Linked DNA regions of Homo sapiens: region 2 is linked to region 1. A link is a contact called in ENCODE Hi-C or POLR2A ChIA-PET data. All regions are on one chromosome and are shown on one strand. Each heading gives the region's core, a stretch centred on a gene start or an enhancer-like site at or near the end of the contact. The rest is flanking DNA. Distances are from core to core; before and after follow the strand shown. Region 1 holds the start of MLST8 (MTOR associated protein MLST8). Region 2 holds the start of CLUAP1 (clusterin associated protein 1).

Region 1 (3,160 bases), core at 513-3,012:
TGGTCACCCACGATGAGCTCTGCCTGGGGTGCAGGGGTGGTGAGGCAGGGCCCAAGCCCAGCCCTCCAAAGTCCCAGGGTGCCTGGCCCCATGAGCACCCCTCACCTGGTTGGGGTGCAGGCACACGCAGTTAATGGGTGCGTTCACCTGGAAGATCCGCTGGCACTGCAGGTTCCGGGACCTGCGGGCCGGGCCGGGGCACATGCTGTCCATCTGGGCTTGTTGGTGCCCTACCCAGATGGCCTCGGCCTGGCCATTCCTCCCCTCCCTCTGCTGAAGGACCTGCCTCTTGGGAAATACTTGGGACGCAGGGCCCTCTGCTCCAGCAGGGAGCCTAAGCCAGTGGCTGGTGGAAGGGGAATAACAAGCTGGCTCCGGGCTCAAGGCAGGACTCGCGCTCTGATGCAATTCACTCTCCTCCTGTCCTCACTTCTCTCAGTAAGTCGCCCACAGGAAGCTCCCTGTCTCAGCCTCTGCTTGAAGAGAACCCAACCTAAAACGGTCTCCCAGAGCAGCCCACCCCAGCCCCGGGCAGCACGCCCCCTCCCCACCGCACCTGAGGTCCCAGATCCTGGCTGTGCAGTCCTCGCCGCCCGTGTACATCCAGCGGCCGTCTTCGTGGAAGCCCACAGACGCGATGTTCTTGTTGACGCCGTCGTAGCTGATGATGGGGTTAGGGTTATTGGAGTTGAGATCATACATGCGGATGTGCTGGTAACCTAGGGACACAGGCTGAACTGAAGCTTGGCTGTGCTGAGGTCGACCCACCAGAGCTCAGGAGTTTAGAGATCAAGGATCACAGATACCTGCAGCAGCAATCATGCTGCGGTCCGGTGTGACCTCCAAGGCATTCACCTGCTGGGACTGTTAAGGAGGATGACGGGAAGGTAGCCCTGAGGCCAGGGCCCCCCAGGCCTCCACCATCTGGCCTTCACACAGGCTGTGGTCCCCACACGAGGCATCCCCCCAGCGCCGCCCTGCCCGCCCCGGGTGGAGGATACGGAGTCCTGGTGCTGCACCGTCCGGGTGCAGATGCCGCTGTGGGCCTGCCAGAAGCGCACGGTGTGGTCGTAGCCTGCAGTGGCCAGGATGACCGGGTCACTGCCCACCGTGCCTGGGGAGGTGTTCATGGTGTGGCCTGCACGGGCCCTAGAGCTGAACGGCAGGGGTCAAAGGTCAGAGCATCTGCAGAGAAGGATGTGAAGTACTTAGAAGACACTCTCTGTGCTAAGTAGATTATAGACCCACAAGGCGCTGCCGAATGGCGCTTATCATTCCCATTTTAGAGTTGGGACAAGAAGCGCAGGTAGGTTCAGGGACACGCGTCACACGCGTGATACCTGGCTCCGGGGCTCCAGGGCGCGTGCTCCATCCCCGCCCCACGCACACGGCGGGGGCGCCGTCCCCCCCCCACCTCCGCAGCCGGCAGGGGGGAGTCACGCGCGGGCGCCACTCTGCCGCAGGGGCGGGCTGCGCGTGCGCAAGGCGGCGGATGGGCCGGGGAAAGCCGAGCGCTGCGGCTGCGCATGCGTAGCAGGCCAGCGGCAGGCCCTGATGGGAAAGGGCGCAGTCTGGCTGGACCCCCGAGCTCCCCTTTCCTCCGGTGACCGCCCTTGCTCCGTCCTGCTGGCCGGCTTCCCCTGGCCGTGCTCTCCCAGCCACCCAGCAGCCGGTTCCCGGCCCCTGGCTCGCGGCCTCCGTACCTTACGGGCGGCTCCGCACTCCGCCGTGTCCAGGACGGCGAGGGGAGCCGGAGCGAGTCGATCGAGGCCGAGCGTAGAGTTATCGATGGCTCCCTAGGGCGAGACCATGGCGCGGGCGGGGGTGGGTGGGACGAGACCAAAGTTCTGGGGCGGGGGGTTCCCGCCGGGAGGAACTCGGAGCGGTCCCCGTGCGCGGCCGCGGGCCCGGCGCGAGGTGGAAGGAAGCTGCGGCTTTCTCTCCGGCCTCCTGCCCACTGGCACCTGCCCTTCTGACACGGCTGTCCGTTTCCCGGGCTGTCGGGTCGCGCTGTTCCGGTGCCCTCCCTGACCCACTACTGCGCCACGCTGGGCTAGGATTGGCTGAAAATTACAGGACTTGAATTCAGACAAGTAACGAATAATTTTTTTTTTAGTGTAAGTATATCCAGGACATTGCATGGGAAATACTTATGCTAAAAAAATTTTATTGGGTATCCTGTAGTTTTACTTGCTAGATCTGGCACCCCAGCCCCAGCCTGACCCTCAGGACATCCCACTGAGCCCAGGGTCCCCCTCAAAACCACAGGCCCTCATTCCAGCTCTGTGAGCTCCACGCCGGTGCCCTCACCCTTGAGACAGGCTGTCGCATGGTTTTTTCCTGCTGCTCTTACAGACCTGGCTGCACCCCTTCCTCTGGCCGCAGAGGGGGTGCATCTTGTCCCTTGACCAGGCCATAGTTCCCATGGAGCCTTCCTTCCTATACCTTCACCTCCTCTCCTTCCTGCCGGTTAGCCTTTAAAAAAACACCATAAAACAATCCCAAATTATCTTCTTCAAAGAGCGGTCCTCACCATTTTTCTAGTTCCACGTCCTCACCTCCCACTCATTCCGCAACCCCAGTCATCTGCCTTTTACCCCCAGCTCTCTAGCTCTCCAGTGGAAATTCCTCAAGGTCACTGACAATCTCACTTTGCTAAATCCAGTGGATACTTTTCCTTCTTCCCACCTTTTTTTTTTTTTTCTCTCGAGACAGAGTCTCGCTTTCTCGCCCAGGCTGGAGTGCAGTGGTGCAATCTCGACTCACTGCAAAACCTCTGCCTCCCAGGTTCAAGCGATTTTCCTGCCTCAGCCTCCCGAGTAGCTGGGATTACAGGCACGCACCACCACACCTGGCTGATTTTTGTATTTTTAGTGGAGACGGGATTTCACCATGTTCGCAAGGCTGGTCTCAAACTCCTGACCTCAAGTGATCCGCCTACCTCAGCCTCCCAAAGTGCTGGGATTACAGGCGTGAGCCACTGCGCCCGGCCTCTTCCCACTTCTTCTTTCTTTTTTTTTTTTTTTTTATTGAGACGGAGTCTCGCTTTGTTGCCAGGCTGGAGTGCAGTGGTGCGATCTCGGCTCTCCACAATCTCCACCTCCCGGGTTCAAGCTATTCTCCTGCCTCAGCCTCCCGGGTAGCTGGGATTACAGGTGCA
Region 2 (3,018 bases), core at 417-2,916, 1.3 Mb before region 1:
GGCAGGATTCACACTCTGGTGCTCAGTGGCTGCATGGATAAAAGGTAATGCGTCTTCCTAGATATTTTTACATTGTAGAAAAGAGCAATTCATAACCAAAAGGAGTAATCTCTAATGCTAAAATTTCAGGCACCAACAATTGGACGAGAAAACTGGCTTTAAGAGACCCCTCGGATCACACCAAATTGGCAATCATCATCTACCTTTCCTTTTTTTTTTTTTTTTTTAAAGACAGTCTCACTCTGTCGGCCAGGGTGGAGCGCAGTGGTGCCATCTTGGCTCACTGCAACCTCTGCCTCCCGGAATCAAGCAATTCTCCTGCCTCAGCTTCCCAAGTACCTGGGACTACAGACGCGCGCCACCATGCCCGGCTAATTTTTTGAATTTTTAGCAGCGGCAGGGTTTCGCCATGTTAGCTAGGCTAGTCTAGAACTCCTGAAATTAAGTGATCCGCCTGCCTCGGTCTTCCAAAGGGCTGGGATTACAGGCGTGACCCACTGCGCCCAGCCGTAACCAACACTCTTAGCCTCGTTCTTCCACTTCCCCACCCTCTTAGCAAAGGAATTCGAGCTCCCTTCTCCTTACCAGCCCTGCAGAAAGGATGCAGATGGAGTTCAGGATGTCTGGAGTTCAGGCAACCTGAATTCAAGCCCCAGTGCCACCTCCTACCGCCTGTATCACCTGCCCAAGTTACCTGACCTCTCTGTGCCCGTTTCCTCACTACCAAATACAGGGGGCACAGAGTTGTTCAGATGATTAAAATGAAATGCGCATAACACAGAGCGGGCCCTGGCAGATCGTTAAAACTCAAAAAATGTTAGCCGCAATGATTATCACCCAGCCTCCTCTCCTCGGTTTCGTTGCTGGTTGTTTTTTTTTTGGTTTGTTTTTTGTTTTTTGAGATGTTGTTTCGCTCTTGTTGCCTAGGCTGGAGTGCAATGGCCCGATCTCGGCTCACCGCAACCTCCAAAGCGATTCTCCTGCTTCAGACTCCCGAGTAGCTGGGATTACAGGCGCCCGCCACCACCCCCGGCTAATTTTGTAATTTTAGTAGAGACGGGGTTTCTCCATGTTGGTCAGGCTGGTCTCGAACTCCCGACCTCAGGTGATTCGCCCGCCTCGGCCTCCCAAAGTGTTGGGCTTACGGGCGTGAGCCACCGCGCCCGGCCTGCTGTTCGGTTTTCTAAGCGCTAAGCTAACCCAACTCAAAAAATAGTCTCTAAACTCTCCATGCATTTTCCAATACGGTAGCGAAGAGCGGCATGCAGCTACACAAACAGAAATAAATTACACTTAAAAATTCAGTTATTCATCTGCACTAGCCACATTTCAAGCGTTCTGAGCCACACGCGGCCAGTGGCAGATAGAGAACTTTCCATCCTCGCTAGAAATGGCCGAAGAAGGGCCTGGGACGCTCGGCCGGGTTGCAGCCGCGGGTCAGGCGGTCCCTGAGGCGCAGAGGCCCGAAAGGAGCCTCCGGCAGCGCAAGCCTCAGGGATCGCCTACACAGGGGACCCGGCGGGCGGGAGCCCTGAATCTCTGGAAGACCCGCAGGTCACAGGGGCGCGGGGCTGCCTTACTGCGGAGGTCGCGGAAAGACATAACGCTCAGGTCCCCAGGAGCCCAGGGTCGCAACTGCTCGCCCCTCAGCGATCACAGGCCCAGCGCTCGACGATCTCTATGGCAACCAATGGACCCTTGGACGGCGCACGGTCAGGGACAAACAAAAAGCGAAGCGAAGACGCGGCGGCACGTGCATACGCACGGGGAGAGCGGGCCGGCAGAGAGCGCTCCTGAGACGCCGAGGGCAGAGGGCGTGGCGATACCGGCGTCTATGAGGGCTGCAAGCTTCCCAGCTTCTGGGCGTCTGTTTACACGCTTTGCGGACGTTTCGCGCTGGGTGACAGGTTCTGAGTACCTACTACGTGCTTGATATTGCGCTAGGCGCTTTCCATATTGCTTATTTCCCCCTCATTTCTATAAAGAATGCACGATGCTTGGCTGGGCGCGGGGGCTCACGCCTACAATCCCAGCACTTTGGGATGCCGAGGCGGGCGGATCACTTGAGGTCAGGAGTTCGAGACCAGCCTGGCCAACATGGCGAAACCCCGTCTCTACCAAAAAATACAAAAATTTGCCAAGCGTGGTGGCGCACACCTGTAATCCCAGCTACTCGGGAGGCTGAGGCAGAAGAATTACTTGAACCCGGCAGGCAGAGGTTGCAGTGAGCCGAGATCGCGCCACTGCCCTTCGGCCTGGCGACAGAGCGAGACTCTGTCTCAAAAAAAAAAAAAAAAAAAAAATGCACTATACTCAGGAAGCCCGCCTTCCCCCGTCCGAGGCACAGCGCGCTCCTCGTCGGAATCTGGTTGCCGAGCGGAGGACGGGATCACTGTGGGCGCCCAGAGGCAGGCCAGGCCTCGGTCTCGCGCACGCGCAGACGGCTCGGGCTGCACAACAGGCCGGAAAGGGGCCCTGAGCCGCTCGCGCCGCGCGGGTCCCGGCAGCCCTAGCCTCTGCATGGGGGCGCGAGGAGACGGCAGGAAGGGGCGGCCTCCACGTGTGAAATGGGGAGATGCCCCGCCAGGCGTGGCACAGCAGCCGGGTTTTGTAAGGTAGCTTGAGCAGGAACAAGGAAACAGCGTAGTGCACAAAGCGATTGGTTGGCATCAGGTTATTTCAGATGCATTTCTTTGGGTTAAAGCAGAGGGGGCTTCCTTATGCCAGCCTAGGTGGACAGGGCCCCTTTTGTTGGTTGCAGTGAATCTTCTGTGTTTTGGCAGACTGGCCTGTCTCTAAGTTCGCATTGATTACGTGGCACCTTGCACTAGCGATTCCATTCTGGTTTGGTCTGGTCCGTTGGTACCTTGTGCAGGAGCTCGCTCCAAAACAATGGCCTCCCATAAATGTTGCTTCACGTGTTATTAAGAAAAACAAAAGATAAGCCACAGTCTAGAAGAAAATATGCACAAAACACATATCTGATAAAGAGACGTGTATCCAGAATGTATCAAGAAC

Evidence for each region. A loop is a pair of places that touch in the nucleus more often than their neighbours do. ChIA-PET counts read pairs that join two places held with the same protein, here RNA polymerase II (POLR2A). Pooled maps may share reads with other maps.
Region 2: a loop to region 1 is called in a pooled map, with 5 times the contacts of the local background. The contact joins the promoter of CLUAP1 here to the promoter of MLST8 in region 1. A Hi-C loop is called at or near these places in 1 of 50 pooled maps. POLR2A ChIA-PET finds 5 or more read pairs at or near these places in 2 of 52 experiments (B cell and activated CD4-positive, alpha-beta T cell).

What each region holds. Positions count from the first base shown.
Region 1 is chr16:2,204,056-2,207,215 of GRCh38, reverse strand. MLST8 (MTOR associated protein MLST8) reads right to left here and starts at 1,762. Exons shown (of 9, transcript NM_022372.6): 1 at 1,704-1,762; 2 at 1,002-1,185; 3 at 807-858; 4 at 557-719; 5 at 106-181; 6 at 1-23. The coding sequence starts at 1,130. RefSeq lists enhancers at 1-267, 268-1,107, 1,947-2,787 and a silencer at 1,205-1,854.
Region 2 is chr16:3,499,652-3,502,669 of GRCh38, reverse strand. It overlaps CLUAP1 (clusterin associated protein 1), which reads right to left and starts at 1,666. Exons shown (of 12, transcript NM_015041.3): 1 at 1,581-1,666. The coding sequence starts at 1,602. RefSeq lists enhancers at 1-406, 407-924, 1,432-1,811, 1,932-1,981.